Linked DNA regions of Mus musculus: regions 1 and 2 are each linked to region 3. A link is a loop called in an ENCODE intact Hi-C map of the cell type or tissue named here. Cell type or tissue: left cerebral cortex. All regions are shown on one strand.

Evidence for each region. Hi-C counts contacts between places; a loop is a spot of excess contacts. Peaks named below come from ENCODE experiments on the same cell type or tissue, not always from the same donor. Only the 100,000 strongest peaks of a DNase experiment are listed, where the experiment ranks them.
Region 1: it touches region 3 in a loop (2.7-fold over the local background); 10 of 42 quality-filtered maps call a loop at or near these places.
Region 2: a loop joins it to region 3, with 2.2 times the contacts of the local background. A loop is called at or near these places in 5 of 42 quality-filtered maps.

Annotation. Positions count from the first base shown.
Region 1 is chr19:56,568,679-56,576,678 of GRCm38, reverse strand. Nhlrc2 (NHL repeat containing 2) reads right to left here. Exons shown (of 11, transcript NM_025811.3): 3 at 5,808-6,263; 4 at 1,800-1,921; 5 at 395-524. Among named protein-coding and RNA genes, the nearest start is that of Nhlrc2, 24 kb to the right of the region's middle. In left cerebral cortex, a CTCF peak has its summit at 3,322; DNase peaks (open chromatin) are centred at 2,340, 3,287 and 4,535.
Region 2 is chr19:56,584,840-56,592,839 of GRCm38, reverse strand. It overlaps Nhlrc2 (NHL repeat containing 2), which reads right to left. Exons shown (of 11, transcript NM_025811.3): 6 at 4,571-4,670; 7 at 1,033-1,264; 8 at 325-447. Among named protein-coding and RNA genes, the nearest start is that of Nhlrc2, 41 kb to the right of the region's middle. In left cerebral cortex, no CTCF peak of the experiment used is centred here; a DNase peak (open chromatin) is centred at 4,327; H3K27ac peaks cover 1,109 bases.
Region 3 is chr19:56,716,905-56,724,904 of GRCm38, reverse strand. Adrb1 (adrenergic receptor, beta 1) reads right to left here and starts at 2,788. Exons shown (of 1, transcript NM_007419.3): 1 at 1-2,788. The coding sequence starts at 2,533. The coding sequence ends at 1,133. In left cerebral cortex, a CTCF peak has its summit at 3,110; DNase peaks (open chromatin) are centred at 3,030, 3,275, 3,864, 4,140 and 4 more places; H3K4me3 peaks cover 4,180 bases; H3K27ac peaks cover 4,682 bases.

The DNA.
Region 1 (8,000 bases), 150 kb after region 3:
TAATGTATTCTATTTGTATATATTATGGTTGCCTTTGCTCTAAACAATGAGCAAACTCCAAGCCATAAGTACAAACATACAAAACAAACTACATAATTAAACATTTCAAGATTATTTGTAATTAAAGAATTAGATAAGATTTCTTTTTTTTTTTTTTTTTTTTTTTTGCTTTGTTTATTTTTTTGTTTGGGGTGTTTTTGAAACAGAAAGGTTTCTCTGTGTAGCTCTGGCAGTCCTGGAACTCGCTTTGTAGACCAGGCTGACCTCAAACCCAAAAATCTGCCTGCCTTTGACTTCGAAGTGGGATTAAAGGCATGTGCCACCACTGCTCAGCAGAAAAGAATGTTTTAAAGACCTCATTTTCATCAGCAGCATGTTCTGTTCAGCTCCATACCTGAGGTCCCAAGCGCAACGTCCCACGGGGAGCTGATGGGCTGCTTGTCTCCCTCCTCGCCCCCTTCTGTATCTGTCCCTTGAATACCGACACCAGCCACAGTGGTCACCTTCTCAGCTTCCAGGTCTATCTATAAGAAGTTTAGTACATCTTTTATTCAATGCCTGTTACTTTTGCTTTCAATATGTGACTAATTCCAACAGAACATACTGAGTATCTGAACACAGTGTCATAGAAGGCTGGCTAGAGAGGACTTGTCATGCACATATTTAATCTGTCCCTCTCATTTCCTGGTAGTAGGAAGGAGTGAATTACCCACATACTACCTCATGGAGGAAAAAAAATAAGTTAAATTTTAAAAATTATTCAGAAGAACCAACTTTTAAGAGCTCAGTAATTAAAACCACAGCATTTTTCTGTAACCTACACACAGCCATGTTAACAACGTTCACATAAAATAGGGCTTAGTGACCAAATAAGTGCACTCCCTAACTTGACAAGAGTATATCAGCATATTTAAGTGTCTAGAAAGTTCCCAAGACTAAAACACACAAAGAAACAACAAAAAAACCCCACATCCCCTTTAATTCTTTAATCACAAAATGTATTTATAAAAATAAATTTGCACAAGAAATGTTTCATTAAGTTTATGTGTGTGTGTATATATATATGTATGTATGTGTATATATATATATATATATACATATACATATACATATATATATATATATATATAAAAACTTGTAATATTCTTCCTTAACAAATATCTATTGCACATCTAACCAGCCAGATCCTGCTCAGCAGCAGAGAAAGCACAGGGCCTTTACTAAGGTTGCGTTACACACTCTAGCCTCACACTTGCTATTATATGTGTGATATGTGGTAACTTTGTCAGATAAAGATAAATGTCAATGCTGTGATTACTTAACACGGGAGATCATATGCACTTTGATTAGTTATTGTCCAAATTGACAATAATTTAATGATCAGTAGACTATAGTCAAAATCAGTATTGGTAGGAAATGTTTAAGATAGCTAGGTTTATCTATAATGGAATATGATAGTCATATCATTTCTGTGACTAAAACAGAATAAATGAAGCATACAAAACACTGTTTAATAAATTCCATTTGTTTACAAAAATTCTCTAGAAATAGTCTTTGAAGTCCAAATTTGTACAGGAGTATATTGACAGAGAGTTTCTCTGAAACCTTAATGTATTTTTTCCTTTCCCTCCCTCTCTCCTTCCCTCCCTCCCTTCCACCCTTTCTTCTTCCTTAATACAGGTCTCATTAGCCCAGCCTAGCCTCCAACTTGTATGTAACCAAGGATGACCCCGGACTCCTGATAAACATCAGGTATCTTGACTGGAACTGTTAAAACTTTAACTTAAAATGAAGATTACCTTTCTTATAAGGTGGTTCTCAGTGTCGGCCACATAGATGACATTATCTGCTATAGCTACACCCTGTGGAGAATTAAAAGACGACTCTGAAAACATCCCATCTTTCCTTCCAGGGTTAGGTCCTAAAAGACAAGACAGTCGTGAGATTTTTTTTTTCCCACACTAAAAAAGCAACTTCAAAATAATATCTTCCAAATAAATGACTTTAAAATTTGCATTTTGCTGGGCAATGGTGGCGCATGCCTTTAATTCCAGCACTTGGGAGGCAGAGGCAGACGGATTTCTGAGGTCGAGGCCAGCCTGGTCTACAGAGTGAGTTCCAGGACAGCCAGAGCTACACAGAAAAACCCTGTCTTGAAAAACAAACAAACAAACAAAACAAAACAAAACAAAACAAAAAAACCCTTGCATTTAATGCTGGGATTTAAAAAAAATAAATAGCACAGTATTTCAGTATTTCTATTTTAAAACGAAAATATGGGGTGGGCAGATGGCTCAGCAGTTAAGAGTCCTGGCTCTTTTTTTAGAGGACTGAATTCAACTCCCAGCACCCACATGGCAGCTCACAAACACTAGTCCCTGCAGGATATGATGCCCTCTTCTGGGCTTTGGGGCCAGTGTATACTACACTATACACACATGGTGCACAGACATACGTGCAGGGAAAACATCATACACATAAAAATATTAAATCATTAAAAATTTTAAAATAAAAATGTTTGGTATTTTCCTCTATCTCTGTTTCTATCTATATTGGGTAATGACAGGACTTATACTGTAATAGTTCTTAGTGTACTTCAGTAGCATATATAGCAGAAAATAATTTTTAAAGCTTTTTAAATACCGGCTACCTATACTAGAATGTTTAAAATATCACTAACCGTTCAGCAGCTAAAAGGATAGTTTTTAAAACGTGGTTTATTTTATGTATGTGTTGCCTGCGTGTATGTATGATAAGCACCATGTGTGCTGACTCCCACAGAAGTCAGAGGATCATTAGAGCTCCTGGAGCTGCAGTAACAGATGCCTGTGAACTGCCACATGGGTGCTAGGAATGGAACCCAGGTCCTCTGAAAGAACAAGGGCTCGTAACCACTACGCCATCTCTCTAGCCCTGAAAGGGATTGTTTAAAAAAAAAACGATTGTTTTTTAAAAAACAATTTTGGACCACAGACTCGTTTGACTATAAAACAAAATTATATATACCTCCTTCCCCAGAAAAATACTCACACCCGAACTGCTGTAAATAGCTCTACACCTCGAGAGCCATCCTGAACTCTTGAGTCAAGATCCCCGGGGTGGGGTGACACTCCTTCCCACCCGGTGTCTCACTGTCACTAAGCCATGCAACAAGCCATGTGTACTTGAAGACAGGCAGAGTGACTATGGCCTAATAGATGGCCTCTCAAGTTCTGAACACCCTAGCTCCAAGCAGGCACAGTGTGACACAGTAATCCACAGAGCTGCTCCTCAGAGGCTCTGAGTCAGTACTCCCACCTCACAGAGCTTTGCAAGCGCCCACTGGCTTACGCAGTGAGAAGAGGGACTAATCCTAGTGGCTAGGGGACCCACGCAAGTCCCATTAACTCCCAGCTCTACTTTCTCTAGTTGGTGATCTGGGTCTATGCTTTATGTCTTAGTTTTACTTCTGAAAAATAGAACGAATAATATCTGCTAATACCCCGGTTCATAGTATTATAGGAATGAAGATAAAGAGATGCAGGCAGCGTGCTTAGAATTAAGACAGGGATGTGGCTTGCCACCATTACTATTAATACGATTATTGTTGCTGATGTTAAGAGTTCTGCAGAAAGAATAGGGGGTGGGGGACGAGCTTGATGGCTGGTACTGCAGATCTGAAAATGCTGCACAGTGCAACCACGTGAATCTCCACAAGACACCAGCAGAGTAGCCTGCCTAAGAAACCTGACGACACTGTACGACCACCGACTGAATCTCCACAAGACGCCAGCAGAGTAGCCTGCCTAAGAAACCTGACGACACTGTACGACCACTCACTGAATCTGCTAAGTCACTTGAAATCAGGAGTTCCTGAAAATATGTGACCAAAGAATTCTTTTTTAAAACTTAGCTGGAGACTAGCAAGTTGGCTCTACAAGTAAATGAGCCTGTTTCCAATCCTGACAGCTGGAGTCTGACTCTAACCTTAACGATGGAAGGAAAGAGCTGACTCCTAAGAGTTGTCTTCTGACTATCCCAGGACACACAAGCACCCTTCTTTTCCCCAACGCACAACAAACAAACAAAGAAACAAATAAATAAATGTAACAAATAATATTAGGTGGCTATGGTGGCATATTCTTGTAATATCAGCACTTTGGAGGCAGGAAGATGGCTGTGAATTCAAGGTGAGTCTGGGACACAGTGAGGTCCAGGCCAGCCTGAGCTAGAGACAGACTGTCTAAAAACCATCAAGTTAATGAGTATGTTAAGAGTTGGCAGTATTCTTAGAGGCACACTTGAGAATACCATTTGCTGATGGTTTTTGTTAAAAAAGAACATTGTTGGGCTGGGTACAGAGGCACATGCTTTTAATCCCGTTCAAGAGGCAGAGGCAGGTCTATCTCTGAGTTCCAGAGCAGCCTGAGCTACACAAAGTGCTATAGGACAACCAGAAGTATATGTAAGACCCTGTTACGAAGAAGAGCACTTACCTACATCACTTCGCACGTTATAGCATATTGAAATCTGGGTGAGAAGATGGCTCAGCTGGCAATGTGCCTGTTGTGCAATCATAAGGATTGCCAGCATACACAGAAAGCCAAGCGTGGCAGCACATGCCTTTACTCCTGGCAGGCACATCTGTGTGAGTTGAGGCCAAGCTGGTCTACATAGAGAGTTCCAGGCCACCTAGGACTTCACAGTTAGACCCTGTCTTAATAAGAGCAACAACAACGCCCTGTGTTGCATCTAGAGGGACAAAGCAAGCAAATCTCTGGAGCTCAGTGCTTAGCAAGCCTGGCCAAGTCAATAGGCTTCAGGTTCACTGAAAGACCGTTTCAAAAGGTAAGGTGGCTTCTATGCATGTATCAGCACACAGACTCACATAAGCATGTATATACACCAAAATCACAAAGCCAAAACCAGTTAAATTCAAGACATTTTTCAAATAATAACTGTCATAACTGTTAAACTGAAAATATCAAGTAGCCCAAACAAACAAGCTTCACAAAACAGCACATACTCTAATAAAAACCATAAACAATGACATAAGAGATGAGAACATCTCAGCACACACAATGAGCAATAGCTTAGGACCATGTTTAATCTACTTCCACAGGTAAAGTGTGTCCTATGCTATCAAGTGGGATTGGCTATATACAAGGGGTGGCTTTCCCTCTGTCTAATTTGCTGTGTCAGTTCAGCCCAGATAAGCAGATTAGTATGACTGTACTTGGGGGATTTTACTGATCGTGCAGATAGAAACTAGAGGCGTGTTCTCATCTAAGGCAGGGAGCTATGAAAGGAGATGGCCTGGGCTTGCATGGAAAGGGGAGGGGTTCTTAAGGGTGAAACAAGAGAGAAGTAAGAGGATGTACAAACCCTAGCCTGTTTACTTTACAGTGTAAATATCAGGTTTCTTGCTCACTGTCCTGAGTTCTTGTCTTGAAAACTATATGGACATATTTTGTTATAGAAGAAAATATGAAACTCGAATTTAAAATGTCATTGACCTAAAATCTTGGTATATATTTCCGTGAACAAATAAATGTGACCCTTCTATTGAAGAACAGGATGAAGCACACAAATACACCTAAGAGATGATATAACATAATGATCTCCTTTTGACGTGAAGCTTCTGGGTTTTGTTTGCTCTGAAGAGGACGGGGAGGTTAACTCAGACACACAGACTAAATAACAAAATAACTCGGTGATAAAGTCACAGGGCAATTCGGGCTGCCTTTGTATATACACTTGAGCTATTTTTAAACCGGAAAGATATGACAGACTCATCAATAAACAGCATGAGCAGGAGCAAACCTTACCTCCAATGCTGCTCTGAATGCGCCCATTCTTCTGGATGACCAAGATCCTATGGTGCCCTGTGTCTGCCACCACAAGTCGACCAGTAGCATGGTCCACTGCTACTTTGCCAGGGAACAGCAATGGTGAAGGTGGCAGAGACTCTTTGAAGAGTTTTATTCCAATTTTTCCATCTCTGATCTGTCCCCTGTCTTTGTAATACTTTAAAGCAATAGACGTATATGAAAATAGTTTATCTCTGTGTCCCTCTCCAATCAAAGAAAACAGCAGGTTTCCACGGGGTCCCAGTATGACCAGTGTTGGCCAGCAAGAGACTTCAAGCTCCTGCCAAAGGCTGGCATCTGCATCGTTAACCACAGGGTGGGTGATGTTGTATCTGAGGACAGCACTCTTGATGTTGTCCAGGACCTTCTCATTGGGAAACTTAGCCGAGTGAACACCGACAATCAGAAGGCCATCTGAAAAGGGGATGTGCATGTTAGACATTAGGAAAATCTGAAAATAATTATCCATACACTAGAGCTCGCTTATTAATATAAAAAACCTATAGATTAAAAAAACAACTAGATTAATGTATTTAATTGTATTTAAAGAAGTATATACAAAACTAATCAATCTAAATCTCAGACAATCTTGATTTTAACATAAACACAGGATCACATTCATGGGTAGGATTAGAACTCTACATTTTCAGGTAAAACTTTTAAAGAAAATGGAAGGACTCAACCAAGGGAGGCGCACCACAGAAGGTAGGGCCAGTGTTACCAAGGTAAAAGCTCTGCTGTCAGCTGAAGCCACTCGAGTGGCTAACACTCCAACTGAAACCCCACTGCATTCTGGTCAGAGAACCAGGGAAGCCAGAGTGTGGAGAAACAGTGAAAATACTATTGTCTCAACTCACATGTCTCCAAACTACACATACATAAGGCAAGACCAACAATGCATAGCAAATTCTGAGCACTAAGAACTGAATTACTGAGTAGAGAAGATGGGCAGAGGGGCTGGAGGGGTGGTGCAGTGGTTAGGAGCTTACTTCTCTCATAGAGGACATAGGTTGGGTACCTGGCACTTATATGGTGACTCACAACCATCTGCAACTCCAGGTTCAGAGTATTCAGTGCTCTCTTCTTGTCTTGGAAGCATTGCATTCATGTGGTGTGCGTGCGCACACACACGCGCGCACACACACACAGTCACATACACACACACACACACACACACACACACACACACACACACACACACGACCAATGCGCATACATTAAAAATAAATATATTTTTAAATTTAATTTTATTTGTAATTCATTTTTTACACTCCATATTCCATTCCCCCCATCCACACTCCAACTGTTCCACATCCCACACCTCCTCCCCACCCCCATCCCCCATCTCCACATGGATGCCCCCACCCTCATCCCCCATCTCCACATGGATGCCCCCACCCCCATCCCCCATCTCCACATGGATGCCCCCACCCCCACTCCACCTGACCTCTAAACTCCCTGAGGCCTTCAGTCTCTTGAGGATTTGGTGTTTCATCTCTGAATGAACACAGACCTGGAAGCCCTCTACTGTATGTGTGTTGGGGGCCTCGTATCAGGTGGTGTATACTGTCTGTTTGGTGGTCCAGTGTTTGAGAGATCTCCGGGGTCCAGATTAATTAAGACTGCTGGTCCTTCTACAAAATCTCCCTTCTCCTCAGCTTCTTTCAGCCTTCCCTAATTCAACAACAGGGGTTATTACTTCTGTCCATTGGTTGGGTGCAAATAACTACATCTGACTCTTTCAGCTGCTTGTTGGGTCTTTCAGAGGGCAGACATGCTAGGTCCCTTTTTGTGAGTGCTCCATAGCCTCACTAATAGTGTCAGGCCTTGGGACCACCCCTTGAGCTGGATCCCACTTTGGGCCTATTGCTGGACCTTCTTTTCCTCAGGTTCCTCTCCATTTCCACCCCTGTAATTCTTTCAGACAGAAACAATTATGGGTCAGAGGTGTGACTGTGGAATGGCAACCCCATCCCTCACTTGATGTCCTGTCTTCCTGCTGGAGGTGGGCCCTATAAGATGGGAACTTATAATCAGAAGTAACCGTGCTAAATGTCTACTAAAACAAAACTAAATTTATCTATCAGGACTTCAATAGAACCCAAGTTCCACATATCACAAAGTTCCAATATCTTGTATATAGTCTGAAAT
Region 2 (8,000 bases), 130 kb after region 3:
GCTGCTTTTGGTCAGTTTTATTACAGCAACAGAACGAAACTCCAACAGCTGGTTCACGCTTCCCCCTAAAAGGCCCCCTTTTTCCTGCCATTGTTACTTAAGCACCTTTGATGGGTCACAATTCATACATTTAGGTCACAGCCCCTGGAATTAGCTTAGCATTTCCCTCAGTTCAGACACCGTAAGGCTACAGCAAGAAGAGCCCAGAAGAAGCTGTGCAGCGCCAAGGGCTGTAGCGCTGAGGGCTGTAACGCCCAGGGTACAGATGCTTTCTGTATCTAGAGTGGTGCTGGTCTGAGGCACATGGGCCTTCAGCCGACTCACCTTGTGATTGTAGGAGTCGGCCACGTAGAGCACTTGCCTCTCCTCGTCCCATGCAACCCCAAGTGGATGCTGAAGCTTCGCATTGATGCCTGCTCCATCAACATCACCAAAAGCAAATAAATTCTTTTATTTTTTTTTAAAGAGAAAGAAACAGCAGTTATTAAAATTTTCAGTGCTTTGTTAGGAGGTAAAGTGAAAACTAAGATTCCAGTGTTTCTAAAGCTGGGAAGCTCTGACTTTTCCCAGTAGTTCCAGCGTGCGATAGAGAATGGGGAACACAGTAGGCTCACTCTGCACTCTACTAACTGCCATGCTGTCTTGCCCACAGTAGGCTCACATCTAGTGCAGTTCTCCTGCTAACCCACTGCCACAAACCCGGTGCAATCACTCTCTTCCCGTCCCCTGAATGCTTGTATGTAGTCAGGTGGGCGCCTTTCTCAGAGGGAGGGCTTTACTTGTATTTCTTTTGTGTAGCCCTGGCTGTCCTGGAACTCTCTCTGTAGACCAGGCTGGCCTCGGACTCAGAAATCTGCCTGCCTCTGCCTCCCAAGTGCTGGGATTAAAGTCATGCGCCACCACTGCCCAGCTCTGTATTTATAGCCACACTCTCTCTGCTTTGACTGCATGTTATTACAGACAGGCCAGAAATGAACCCCTGCACTCCATGGATGGCTCACTCAGGGATGTGCGCACAGACAGGTTCTTTACCATGGGGTCTCGCTCTCCGCCTACGAGGTGCTTCACAGCTCCGTCTCTCAGCGAGACGGTCCGCACGGTGCTGCTCTCACTGTCAGCCACAAAGAGGCAGCTCCAGGGCTCTTCTGAGGCGAGAGCGAGGCCTGACGGCTGGGCAAAGCCTGCCTTGTGAGGATATGCGTTGTTTCGGTTCTCTTCATTTCCACTTCCAGCAAAACGAATGCAGGTTCCTTTTTTTAGGTCACTGAAAGACAAGCTCATAGGTGAGTTCATGAGTCACTAAAGGGGCATAAATAACCAACTTGACTATGACAGCAGTTACACAGATCCACAGAACCAGTGACGGACTGCCTGCCCACTGCTGCGGCTGTCCAGGCTCTCTCTTGGTGAGAGAGAGCTACTAAGTAGGGGGCCCTCTCTTCTCTTTAGCATAATAACCAACTACTGAAATCACTTTCTAATACCCGGTAAGAAATCCCTGACGTTACTACAATAATGATCAGATTATGAGATAATAATGAGATGATTTTATTCTCATTTTAACTTCTTACTTTCATACAATATCAGGTTCTAGAAGAGAACTACTAATAAAGAGAATATCTAGTTTTGGTCGTTTAAAATGTCTATGTCTTCTATAAAGCAGTGAGCAGATTGAAGGAAGCCAGGTCTCTCAGTATGAACATTTTAAGGAAATGACGTAGTGACCGCATTAAATGAATAGTTATACAAGACCCATTTTTACATGCACCAGGAAACACCTCCCTGAAGTACTGCAGCACAGAGCGGCACACAACTGTAACAAGTTCTGGGCAGCTGCAACTGCAACTGCAGAGGGCTCTGTCTCAAGATGCTGAAAAGGACCCCTACTAATTTCTTTTGTAACACAGAGAAGTTGACACCTTGATTTTTAAATTTATGCCAAAATGATTATAAGGAAGACAAGGCGCCAAGAGAGAGGGAGAGGGCGAGGCCATGAGATCACCGCCTTGCACTGGCACACCACACAGAGGTCCAGTGCGAGTAGCACCCGCGACTGCTACGGGGCACAAAGGCGGGTAAGGGCGAGGACACAGGATGAGTAACACACTGCTGAAGCACGTGCAACACTTACTGCGAGGGAAGAGGTCTAAGCACGTCAGAGAAGAGTCCCGTGGGAAGGAGAGGTGCAACAGTGAGCTGACACTAAGCACTAGGGGCCAGCACTGCCTGCAAGTCTGTATTAGACACTATCTTTGTAGCAATGCACCCACAAAATTAAAATGCAGACTGATGTAACTTGAGCAATCATTTTCCTACTATAAATATCGACGAGCCTTCTGACAAGGAGACTTAGGCAGCCCTGCCAGGACATCCCAGCTGCTGTGACCTGTGGCTGCTGCTGTACTCACACCTCATGCACCACTGGTAACCCAACTGCTCACGTCACTACTGCCTCTTGCCTAGATGACAGCTAGAGTGTCCTGAATGGTCTTGCTCCACTCTAAGTGCTGGAAGGGTTCTTCCAAGAACACATCAAATCAGTTCACTCCTAGATTAAAACTTTCTATAACAACATTTGGAATGTCCAGATCTCTTAAAAGGACTCAAGGTGTGGCAAGACCTGATGTTACTGACACCAGCAGCATCAGCTCAGCTTGGAAGACCTCTCTACAGAAGTCCTCCATGACACTTCAAATCCCTTGGCTAAGGATCTCGGCATGAAGGAGCGCAGATGCTGCTGACACAAGCACTCTCTACTGTCACTGTTTGCCGATCTGATTCTTCTGAGGATGGGCATGTCTTCCTTTTACTTCTAACACAGAGGTCATCTAACTGCATCCCTAGTGTCCAACACAGTGCCTAGTGAAAGGAACCAACGAACATTTTATGTCAGTGGTCCTCAACCTCCCTAATGCTGCGACCCTTGAATACAGTTCTTCACGTTGTGGTGACTCCCAACCATATACTTATTTTTGTTGTTATTTTATAACTGTAATTATTACTAAGGTAAATCATAATGAAAATATCTGTGTTTTCTGATGGTCTTAGGTGACCCCTATGAAGGGTCATTCAGTCTCAAAGGGATCACAGCCCACAGATTGAGAACTGCTGTTTCAGATGCGTGACTGTCATAAACCACTACACAGCTGCGTTCCACACCTGTGCCTGGACACCGGAGGTCTTGAACTTGCTAGACAGCTGTCCCTTTCTACAAATAAAGATGAGTGTAGTGGGCTGGGCGGTGATGGTGCACACTTTTAATTTCAGCACTCAGGAGGTAGAGGCAGGTGGATCTGAGCTTGACGCTAGTCTAGAGTACAGAGTGAATTCTAGGATAGCCAGAGCTACACAGAGAAATACTGCATAAAAAGCTAAAAGCAACCAAAGATAATTGTGATAGCTTGTAAGCTTGTACCTACTTCCTATTACTACATAACAACTTTGTGGTCTGTGACTGTGTTCTGGTCAGCTTTTGGTCAACTTGACACAAACTGGAGTCGTCTGAGAAGAGGGAACGTCAACAGAGAATGTGTCCATCAGACTGACCTGTGGACAAACTTGTGGTCACTGATGATTGACATGAAAGGGCCCCGCCCACTTTGGGTGGTACCACCCTGAACAAGTGGTCCTAGGTTTGTGAGACCGCAAATGGGCAAGCCAGTGTGCAGCTCCAGTGGCCTGGCTCAGTGCCTTCCGCAGGCACAGGACAGACTTTCAGTCACTTACTTATTCTACATATAGGCTCTTACTGGGCTGTTATCTAACAGATACAGCACAGGGCCGAGTACACTGAGTAAATGGAACCAGGCTCATTTCTTTAAGAGGTAGTCTAGTAGGAAGAAACAGTTATAATCAGGCATGAGCCAAGAGACAGAGAAGAGAGGAGCAAAGGGGAGTGCAGCCAGCCCCGCCTGAGGCTGAGGGAGGAGGGGGAGTCAGGAGAAGTACTGCTCCCCACACTCACGTGCCCGCCTGGTGCCAATGCTATCCTAACTCTTCACACAGCAATCCCCTAGGTGACACAAACACATACAATGATGGAAAATGACAGAGGTAAAGGGGCTCACTCACTCTCCTGTGCTTCCACAGTAAGGAGAGCTAGGACTGCCATGCAGCACTCTGAAGCACCTGAAGGAGTGACTGCAGACACAGGAACTGTGTTTATGTTGTGAAGGATTAAAGCCCCACCTAACATTTCTGGTTCTCTCTCTAGGCACTCAGAAGAATGGCTCCTCCCAGGCTCTTAGAAATTAGATGCAGCCACAGGCTTAACTAAGGCTGATGAAATACAAGTGGAAGTGACGTTATGTCACCTCTGAGCAGCAGCTTTGAGAACCAGCTAGTGACTCACCACCTCCTCCTCTCTATCTCTGCCAGAAGGGCTGGCAGAGCTCCTGACAGCAGCTGCCTCCTCGGCCTGGGGAGCAGACCAATGCTCCCCAGTGAAGCCACTCGAGAGAGCAAGAAGCCTGTTGGGCCATGTGGCTGAGTGTGCGCACCCTGGCACGGTGACCTGGGCAGGGAAGCTGGGGACTAAGGAGGACGGCTGTCCCAGGACACAGCCACTTACCTTTTCTTTGGCAGTGTGCCAGAGTCTAGGAGGAGTGCCCATATCTGATGAGTCCCTGCCATGGCTATCCACAGGATGTCATTTCTTTGGACCTCTGAACCTTTATGAAAATAAGTAGCATGTATTATATACATATCTGGTTACTATGATACTTTTTAGGAATTGAAATCCATAGATGATACTAGTTTTTATAAATCAGCTGTTTCAGAACACGGTTCCTCAGGGAAGATGTGTTACTAGAAACCTTCCACCTCACCTGCAACAGTTTCATGAGAACCCAAAGCTGTCATATTTTTTTTAATTAAATGCAGTACAGGGTGATAATTCAATACATGTTTACAATGTGCAATGACAAAATTAAATCAATTAGCATTTCCATTTCCTTAAACCAAATCCACACATTCTTAATAGCAGTATGTCAATCTGCATCTCTGGAAACAATGTTTTTAAACACCGATTAAAACATTTTTTATGTGACACAAAAATGGGCTGATATTCTCTAAGAAAACTCTGGCAATTTCCACAAAAGAAGTGATGCTTTTAAGAGCAGTGTGGAAGCATACTCCTGTAGTCCCAGAGGCTAAGAGGCAGATTTCAGAGGAGTGTGGTGGCCCATTCCTGTACTGCAGAGGCAGAGGGGCAGAGGGGCAGAGGGGCAGAGGGGCAGAGGGGCAGAGAGGCAGAGAGAGGCAGAGAGAGGCAGAGAGGCAGAGGCAGAGGCAGGAGAAGCCCAAGTTGGAAGCCTGTTAGACTACATAGCAAGTTCCAGGCCAGCCTGGGTTACAAAGTAGAGACCCTGTGTTAAAACAAAATAACAATAAAAAGAAGCTAAAGGAATGTGTCTTTTTATTACCAAAGGCATGGGATTTGATATTCAGACACAAAGTAGATCAGTCATTTGCAAATGCACTATCTAGTAGCCTCTAATACTTACGGGGTTGTGTCTGTAGGAGTGTGCACATGTGTGTGTGGAGGCTGGAGGTCAATGTTGTGTCTCCTTCAGTCAGGCTCTGCTTTATGTACTTACTAGACAGGTTCTCTGTGTACCTAGAGTTCACTGATCTGGCTGGACTGGCTGGCTACTGGGAAAGTCCAAGGATCCTCCATCTCAGCCCCCAGGGCTCTGAGGCAGGCCGAGCTTTTTATGTGGGTGCTCAAGACTGAGTTCAGATCCTCATGCTGCACGGCAAGCCCTTCAGCAAATGAGCCACCTCTCGGGCCTGGTTTAAAATCCTTCAAGGAGTTTAGCAGACCAAGGGTACAGTATATTATAATATGCTGTTTACTACCATGAATTTTACCATCTTATTTTTGTCTAAATCTGAATGATGTCACACTTATTATAAGGGGAAAAGCTCTGCTCCTCAGATTTATTCTGTTAACATATTTAATTAGGAGGCACTCTGAAGTAACTGAGACGCTTTAACTAAAGTAGTCTGGTAAGACATTATCTTACAGAATTATTTTATTTGTAATTTTTTAAATTTCAAGTATTTTGTGATGAGAAGGGTATTCGTTCCTAATTAGTAATAAGTTTCAGATGTCTTTTAATTTAGTAACAACAGAAACAACGTACAATGATGACGGTTCTCAAGTTATCAAGGATACTATATCTCTGAGCGCTTTCCAAAACCCATTCCCGACTTTGGAAAGGCCCCTGAGATAGGTACTGTTAGCAAGTCCCACTCCAGATGAGTGCCCAAGCACAGGGAAGCTAGCATGCCAGGTCAACTAGCCAGCAAAGGAAGGAACTGAACTCTGGGCCCAAGCCAGGCTGAGAGCAACAACGCCTCAGTCATGGTGTGCTGATCCGCTCTCTGTTCTCAACTGCTCTGCAGCAGGAAGTACCTCAGTGTGCTTCCTTCACACAACCGTGCCTGCAGATGTAAGTGCTACCAACGGGGATTCTGCTGCCCATGTTCTGGGGACTCAGTCTCTGCTTTATCACTTTAAAAGGAGATCAAAAGGCCTGCACAATTAATTTTTAACACACATCACTTCATCAGTTATTCTAGGGCTACTCTCTGGGACTGCTAAAATGACTATGTCATCTAAGCTAATAAAATATTCCATTATTTCAGATATAATGACATTCAGATGAGAACTGCTTACAGGCAGCAGTACTCAAATGTCAGCCATGATCATTATTTCATGAATCTGGATCTTACCTTTAGAGCATGTTGCATTAGGCAAGCATAATAGATCTACAAACTCAACAGCCTGGAGCAGATGGCACTGAGGGTAAAGAGTAGGACACAATGTCTCCCTCACGTTTGTTAATTCGATAATAAGCACTGACTACTACTGTACTACAACACACAGTATCCACAATGCACAATGTTTACAACTGCTTACTTGTGTTAAAACCATCACAAATCGAAGATTATAAAGGTACTGTCTAGGACCCAGTACATGCCAGTTCAACAGAAACAACCTACGATGATCATATCAAACCATGGGAATGAGTTCAAGTTCCTGATTAGATAAAGGTATTATTAACCAAGGAAATGAACAACAGAGTAACAGAAAAGCTTCAGTAAGCGAAATAAACAAAGGCACGAATGGGTCGTACTTTTACAACGTCTGGAATGTTTCCCACTCACGATATTCCAAAGCCTATATTTATCCCATAACGTGTTTAGACTAATACACAGAGAACTGTAGACAATTACAGTTTGAAGCCCACTACTAGGCTCTCCTAATTTGCTCTCAATGGAATTAAATTAAGCACCTGGTGTGATGATGGCCTTTGACACAAGAGGACTCAAAGCATCCTTTCTATGATCGAGGAGCCAAATAGTTCAGGGTCTGAATCCTGGCTGCAGTTTCTTCACCTGCCAAGTGAGGCTGACTGTCCAGCCTTAAAGATAGCCAAGGGGATGAGTCCAGGCTTGGGAAGCTAAGCACCACACAGTACTGGTGAGTGCTGGGTCCTAGACAGTACCTGCAGGCTCTCAGTTCCTACACCAAGAATGCTCCCTCTCCCTTCTCCTAGGACTCGCACTGGCAGTCCCCAGCTTGTAGCTCTGTTCAGACTCTTGCTTCCCTACCCAGCATGGCAAACCTGTACCATTATCCTCCAAAATCACCACCGAGGGGAGCAAACCTCACCAAAATCAGCTCTGCTCGTGAGAGAGACAGTACCAAGGTCATCCCAGAACGAACCCTTATTTTATTACTAATTACTTCTATTTATTTTTCATATTTTAAAGATATCTAAGTGTAACTGGATTATATTTCTGTGGATTTTACTTTGATTTTTCAGATAATTTACAATGGGGTTGGGCTTGGAATCTAACAGGGCTGAGAATTCTCGAGTTACATATGAAAATGCAGCCTTTCAGGGCTTCTTAATGTTTCTAATCATAAAAACTGAGCAAACTAAGACCCACAGATAACCTATTTATGAATTTGATAAGGAACACTTTCA
Region 3 (8,000 bases):
CCAATAAACCATCAACTCAATAACATAATAGACAAGAGAAACTGAGTTTGAATTTTATTTTAGCTTTTTAAAGATCTGCCCACCTCCCCATCCCAGTAAAAATATTTAATTTTTTTTGTGCAAGTTAACAACTTCTATGAATTTTACAATGCCTAACACTGTGCAAAATGGCCTTCCAACCACTGCCTTTTTTTTTTTTTTTTGCCGTCTTTGTTTTTAGCCACATGTGCAATAATCTCAACTGTTTCCTTTTTGTTCTGTCCTATCTTTAGTTGACAGAGTCACATGTCACAGAGAGAGACTCAGCGCCTGGTCCTTCCAACTAGTATTGATACATAAATAAGCTGTTTAATATAAACAAGTCTTTCTATCTTGCTGTGCAATATGCACAGAGTGAGGTAGAGGACCCACAGCAGGACCACCGAGGCGCGCAGGGCACAAGGTTTGCCCTCTAGGAGAAAGCAAGGTGAACCGTGCTCCACACATAGTTTCTCGAAACCAGATTTGTCTGTTTCGCATCCTTCTTTTCCCTTTGCTTTAAGAACAGGAGACACCAGTACTCCGGAATTAGTATGCAATTTCTTTAGAAAGCAAAGGGAAACACTTCCTGGCTAATTATCACCGGCCCCGCCCCCACACCAAACCTGAGCTGAATACTTAGGTTCCTAGGTGTGGAACCGGAAAGCCAGGTGATAGACTCCATCCTGCCCCCTCCCCTCCCCGCCTAGTTTCCACTCGGGTCCTTGCAGAAAGTGTCAAAACCCACCTAGGGGCGGGGGGGGGGGGGAATGCCTGAAGGTGCATTAAACACACGAAAGGCCGAACCTCAGAGAGAAAGGAACTCAAGACAAGCCAGTAAGCCATACTAAGCCACACTCTCCCAACTCCTCCTAAACTTTCCTTTTTGCGCAAACGCTCGGTCCGGGGCTTTTCTGTACGTCTCGGATGATTCGATAGATCTGTGGGCTTTGCATTCACCTGCTTTCGGTCTTGAGTAAACAGAGATCTCCTCTCTCCCCTGGGGAGCGGCTCAGGGGCGCCCAGGCGGGCTCTCTTCCTCTAGGGATGCAGAGCCCGTGTCCAGCCCGGGACTATGGGGAGCGGCGTCCGTGCGCCCAGAGAGCCTGGCTCTCTACACCTTGGACTCCGAGGAGAAGCCCTGGCGCCCCGGCTCGTCCAGGCTCGAATCGCTGTCCACAGTGGTTGTCCCGCCGTTGCAGCCGGTCCAGGGCTCCAGCAGGCGCGCCGGTGGGGTGGTCCCGGCGTCGTCGTCGTCGTCGTCCGAGGGAGCTCCGGGGGACGGCGGCGGCCCAGCTCTCGCCAGGCAGCCGGAGGCGCGCGGCCGGTCCCCGTGGGCTGCGCGGCGTCTGCAGGCGGCCCGGCGCGCGCAGCAGAGCAGGCGCTGGAAAGCCTTGCGGAAGTCGGGGCTGCGGCAGTAGATGATGGGGTTGAAGGCCGAGTTGGCGTAGCCCAGCCAGTTGAAGAAGACGAAGAGGCGATCCGGCACCAGGTCGCGGTGGAAAGCCTTCACCACGTTGGCCAGGAAGAAGGGCAGCCAGCAGAGCGTGAACACACCCATGATGATGCCCAGTGTCTTGAGCGCCTTCTGCTCGCGCAGAGCCACGAGGCGCGACGGCCGCCGCTTGCTGGAGCGCCCGTTGGCCAGCGAGTCTGCGGGGCGCGGTGGCCCAGGTGACGGCGAGGGCTCAGGCGAGGGCGGCCGGGCTGGGCCGCCGAGGAAGCGGCGCTCGCAGCTGTCGATCTTCTTTACCTGTTTTTGGGCCTCGCGGAACACCCGCAGGTACACGAAGGCCATGATGCACAGGGGCACGTAGAAGGAGACGACGGACGAGGCGATGGCGTAGGCCCTGTTGGTGACGAAATCGCAGCACTTGGGGTCGTTGTAGCAGCGGCGCGCTTCGTCGCTCTCGGCCCGCCACCAGTGCATGAGGATGGGCAGGAAGGACACCAACGCCGAGATGGCCCACACTGTGCACACGAGGGCCCGCGCTCGCGCGCGCGTCAGCAAACTCTGGTAGCGAAAGGGCGACGTGATGGCGAGGTAGCGGTCCAGGGCGATGACACACAGGGTCTCAATGCTGGCCGTCACACACAGCACATCTACCGAAGTCCAGAGCTCGCAGAAGAAGGAGCCGTACTCCCAGCGGCCCCACACCACGATGGTGGCCCCGAAAGGCACCACCAGCAATCCCATGACCAGATCAGCGCTGGCCAGGGACATGATGAAGAGGTTGGTGAGCGTCTGCAGCCGCGGGGTCTTGGCGATGGCCACGATCACCAGCACGTTACCCACCACGATGAGCAGAACGATGAGCGCCAGCAGTAGGCCCATACCCGCGGTCCACTGCTGCGACAGCGGCGCTGAGCCCTCGCTGGCTGGAGGCAGCAGCGAGGCGGGAGGCGACGCGAGCACCAGCAGCCGCGCCGCGGTGGCCGCACCGTCGGGCAGCGGCGCGGCGGACGACAGGTTGCAGGGTTCGGAGGCGCCCAGGGCGAGCGCCCCCGCGCCCATGCCGAGCTGCGGAGGCCGGGGGCGGGGGGTGTGGCGGGGCTGGGCCGCGCCTGGGGAGCACCCCAGGAGCCGGGGCTGCGGGGCCCGCGCGGGGAGGTCGCGGCCAGGTCAGGGCAGCCGCGGCTCGGGGCCGGAGGCATGGACGCCGGGCGCCTTCTCCTCCGTAGCCGAGCGCTGTCTCCGCCGCCGCCGCCGCCGCTGCTGCTGGAGCCGCTGTCGCTGCTGGAAGAGCCGCCGGGACCTCAGCATGTTTCTGAGCGCGCGGGGCCGGCGGCTCCAACACCCAGCACCTCCCCCCCCCCCTTCGCTGCCACCCCCCCAGCCAGCCCCCGGGGCCGCGCGTCAGGCTCCCGCAGCCAATCGCCGCCAAGGCACGCCCCCGACAATGGTGCCCCCACCCCCAACACCCAGCACCCCCTCCTACCCGCGATTGAAAGGCTCCAAAGATTGCGGGCGGACTACGCAGCCAGCACCCACGGGCTGCAGCGAGCGCGCCCTTTCCTGCTCAGGCTTCTTCCAGAGTCTAGTCTGCGGCGCCCCCTGCGGCGCCCCGCCGCCTCCTGTGCCCCCCGCCAACCAGTAGTCTCCGTTAACCTTAGCACCCAGCTCTCCTTTTGCCGCTCCCGCAAGAGCGCCCTTATTTCCCTTCGGCACCCCGTAGTTCCCTCGCCTCTAGTGCCCGGTTCCTGGTAGCTATAAGAGAACCTTACAGGCGTCTCGGAGACGCAGGAGTGCCTTGGACAGCCTATCTGCTGGGATTGGAGGAATTTAGCTGTGAGACTGGGGTTCTGCCATCAGGCAGCCTGGCTCTTCCCTGATCGCGAGGGGACCTGGCCAGCATGACAGCTTGGGGGAATAGGAAGTGGGTGTTAGTGATTAGAGGAAACTTTGCAGCCAGGCGGGTTGCTGGAGCAGGGTACGCATCTGTCAGAAAGGCTCTCTGGGCGCTGTTCTCGCGCGGAGCTGTGCTCTCTCCTTCAAGTGCAGTAGATGGGGAAAGGAAGGGAAGGTTTGTGGATGTAACTGCCAACACCGAGGACCAGTCGGATACACACACAGGCCCCAGTCCCAGCTAAAGAAAAGGATGAAAGAGTTCTGAATATAAAGGAGAAGTTTAGGGCAACATTCAGTCCAGGGTAAATGACGTCGCCCCACCCCCACGCCCCTCGTGGAAAGAACACGGAGAATGACGCTTCAGACTTTTTGACTCCAGTACCAACACCTTAACATCCGCATCTGTGCTCCGTTACCCATGGGATTTTGCAATCTGAGCTGAGCCAACACAAGGTGCTATCCCTTTTGGGTTGACGTCATGAACTGGGATTTCAGATTTCTTGGGAGGGTGGCTAGATTCTCAAAACTGTGGGATTAGCTTTGGGAAGATGAGGGAAGAAAATATATACATACTCAAGGCGATTAAATCTGAAAGCATTTAAAGTCATACCACATTTCCTCGCTTCACATTGTCGAGAGAATCCGAAACTAGAGTCTTTGGCTTCATTCCTGATGCGAACAGAGGATGGGACCTCGGGCTGAGGTCCTCTGATCTACCCCTGGGAATGCCTCTACCTCAGGCCGTAAAAAGGAAATCTGTAATTAAGTTCTTGAGAAGCGAACAGTTCCCAATTGTCTCAGAAGGGAAGGGTGCACGGTAGTGTTATATAATGTTATGTAATGCTCCCGAGTCCTTCTTGCATTGGAATAAAAAGATTAGCATCTGGGAGGAACATCAACATGTGGCCAAGCTGGTACTCTCACCTTGCCAAAAGACACAGGCTCACAGCTGTCCATCCACAGCCGTACTCTTCATAAAGTCAAACCCGTGGATGTGCCCTAGGATCAGGCTTGACCACTGAGAGTGTTACCACGGGGGAGTGATCTGTTTATTCACCCCTGCCCTGGACTTACCAAGTTCTGCCAAGTTGGGGAGTTTTGAGAATCAGGGAACAGGAACTACACCGAGGGCAGAAGGAGTTGGCACCCATAGTCACCCCAGCCTCTTCAAGCCAGGGTCTCTCCTTCCTGTGGCTTTTAGGGGATGGCTGAAAGGACTCAAGGGACAATCTGAAAAACGCCCATGTTTTGAAGTGAGCTGACCAAGAAAGGGCCTCTGAGTGCTGGGGTGTGGGGAAATGTGGAAAGAGGCTTTCTGCTAAGTGGTGCTATTGGGGTGCAGTGTATCGACCTCGTGTCCCCAGGGCATGGGGTTTCTTGGGATGATAAGGCCAGAACTGAGCTGTAGAGATTGGAGTCAGGAGCCGAGGCTGGTAACCTTGTGCTATTTATATGTATGAACACACCAGGCGGCAGGACCACCATTCTGGATTTTGTGACCTTTCCCCTTGATGACTTGGTGTTACATCAAGTTTCTCTGCATTTCTGTGGAATAAATACATTCAAGTAAGCATTCAAAAACCAGGAGGCTTTTCTAGCAGGGCTTCATAGAGAGGATCCCAGATGCTCTTAGGGACTTTCCTCAACTGTACTGACAGGCGTACTTAAAATAGTGTAGCCTCAGCTAGCATGGAGGTCTCTCTCTCTCTCTCTCTCTCTCTCTCTCTCTCCATCTCTCTCTCTCTCTCTCTCTCTGCTTCTTAGAAAAGGATATGAGATTAAGAGGAAGTTCAACATAGCCACTGACTTAGTCTGTTTTCTGTTGCTATGACCGGATACCTGAACCTGGGTAATGTAAGAAGGGCTTTATTTTGGCTCAGAATTTTGAAGGTTGAGAGGTTCAAGTCCAGACACTTGCCTCTCTGTGCAGAGCAGAAAGCACAAGGGGCCTCTTGAGGAGTAGTAACAACCCGCTCTTCTAACTCCTGTCAGATCTCATAGCAACTATGTATCCATCCCGTCACAGCAAAGCCACCACTTAACACTCCGTCAGACCAACTGTTCAATATGGTCATTTTCTATCTGCCACTCAAAGTGCATCAGTAGGAATCCTTCCCAGTGTTAATTGGCACACCTGAGAATCACGAGTCCCTCCCCCGCTGCCTCTTTTCCCATCTGGCTCCCTGCATCCTATGGGAGACAGTATTCGGTGTGCACTCTGTGACTACCTCTCCTTATCCCCTTCACTCTCACAGAGAGCTGAATGTGTAGTTCAGCTGTACAGCAGTTACCTAACAGGCAAAGGCCCAGCTCCATCCAGGGATGACAGCCTTTACCGGCTCACTGCATAGAGTTCTGTACGCCTCTATCGTAGGAAACTCCGGCCTGGTTTCGGATCTAATCTCTTCCCAAAGCTGGGATATATTCTTGTCTTGCTTCTCCTTCCTCCTTCCGTCTTCCTTTCCCTGCCTGTTGCTTCTGGAAATAATTTCCCACTAACCTATGGTAACTGTGGCTATGATAGATTGCCTTTTGACGTCTCTTAAATCATTTTCATCTCTGTGTGATTTTTGCCTTTTCTAGGTCATATGTTTATGGAGAGCAGGAACTATCTTACCGTTTTTGCAGCTTCCATGTTCATTAATAATTACTTGACATTAGTTAATATTTAACTTGAATTCATAAATGTCATATTTAATTAAAATATCTTTTTTGCACAAGTGAGGAATGGTTGACTATTTCAGAACTTGGGAGTCTCCACTCATGCTTATAGCTCACACGGACCAGTCAATATTTCCATATAAGCACCTCAAAACACCCCGTTTATGAGCAGCGTCTCATTGTGTAGCCCATTCTGTCCTATGATCTAGGCTGGCCTCAAGCCCACAGCAGTCTTCCTGTCTTGGACTCCTAGGTGCTGAGGTTTCATGAACTGCCACAGTCAGCTAATTTCCACTCACTGGAAACATTATAACACTACTTATGCCTTCCCCACCCCCACCACCTTTCCCACCCCGGGAAGATCGCTGAGAATCTCATATCAAGTCCCAGATCAAGTCACATATCTATAGTACAGTGATTAATAGTCAATTCAGCCCACTCATGGTTACACGCCATGAACCTGACATTTCCAGTCTTAAAAATGAAGGTGAGCAGACGGACAACTGCTGGGAGACAGGCCAGAGAAACCCTAGGAAACGCATCAAACTCCACTAGCAAAACTGTCCTGGCGGCCGGTAATAACCTCCAGCTACTTGTAATCAAGCTATCACTAATCAAAAGATCTCCTAATCAGAGCTTAAGTGGTTCATCCTCAGGATAGACAACACAGCTTGTCACCTAAAGCCATATGGCTGCTCCAAGGATCAGTCCGTGCTAACTGAAGGACGGACAGCCTGGCTCAGGCTGGCACTTAAGGTCATATGCTAGATCTGGAGCCACAGTTTACACAGGGACAAGCAACTGCAGCCGCTATCATCACAACAAGCACAGAGGCGCGTATACAGTAAGCACGGTCAAGGCTGGGCTACTTAGAAAATCCAAAGGCTCTCCTCTCTCCCCACCCCCTTCCTCCCTCTCTGCCTCCTCCTCTTCCTGGTGTGTCTGACAAGTACATTGAATAATGTCAGAGCCAATAATAATATTTTTCAAAATTTGGATGCATTGGAAAGAGTTCCGATGGGGAGGGAGATGGGTAGAAGATCCAGGTTCCTGTCCTGGCTTGGCTGTTTGACCTTCAGTAGTGACTTCACCTTTCAAATGAATGCACTGTTTGCTCACACACTCGCTCTCTCTCTCCCTCTCTCTCTCTCTCTCTCTCCCTCTCTCTCTCTCTCCTCTCTGTATTAAGGGTGAAATAAATAGAATACTTTATGGGAATTTTTTTTAATCCACACGCTATGTATTTGTAATACACGGCTGTACACTGCCTTATCACTGCGACCTTTCAGATCACAGAAGGTGCCAAGATCTTCAGAAGAGTCCGTGCCCTTAGATAAGCTCCTTAGTCGGTGTGACCCTTCTTTGTCATACTCAGTATTTATTGTGATTCAGAGGATGGGTAGCAGGGGATTATTTTTAATTCTCTTATCATGAGCAAATCGTCTTTTAAAAGACTTTTTTCCAGAGAGGGGGGAGGTGGATATGGTTTTGTTTTTTTTTTGTTTGTTTTTTGTTTTTTCATATCCTTACTTAGCATATGTACCTTGCTCCACCCCCCCCCCCTTCTTCTTTCTGTGGGATTGGTACCAAAGTGGAGGTCCAGATGCCTGATAAGTAAAGGCTGAACCACTGAGATACATGTCAGCCCACACCCCACATTGTTATGTGTGAGTGTTCTACCTGCATGTATGCCTGTGCATCCTGTGTGTGCCTGAAGCCCCAAAAGATGACAAGAGGGCATCAGATCCCCCTGGAAATGAGTTACAAAGATGGGGTGCTGTGCATTCCCGGAATCGAACTTGCATCCTCTGGAAGAGCAACGAGTGCTCTTTACTGCTAAGACTTCTTCCAGGCCCCCATTTAAAAAGTGTTTAGGTTGCTGTGTGCAGGGGTGAGTGTGGGGTCAGGGGCAGACTTGTGATGCTCTCTGCATCCACCTTCTACAAGGCTTGTGAAGATGGAACTCGGGTTT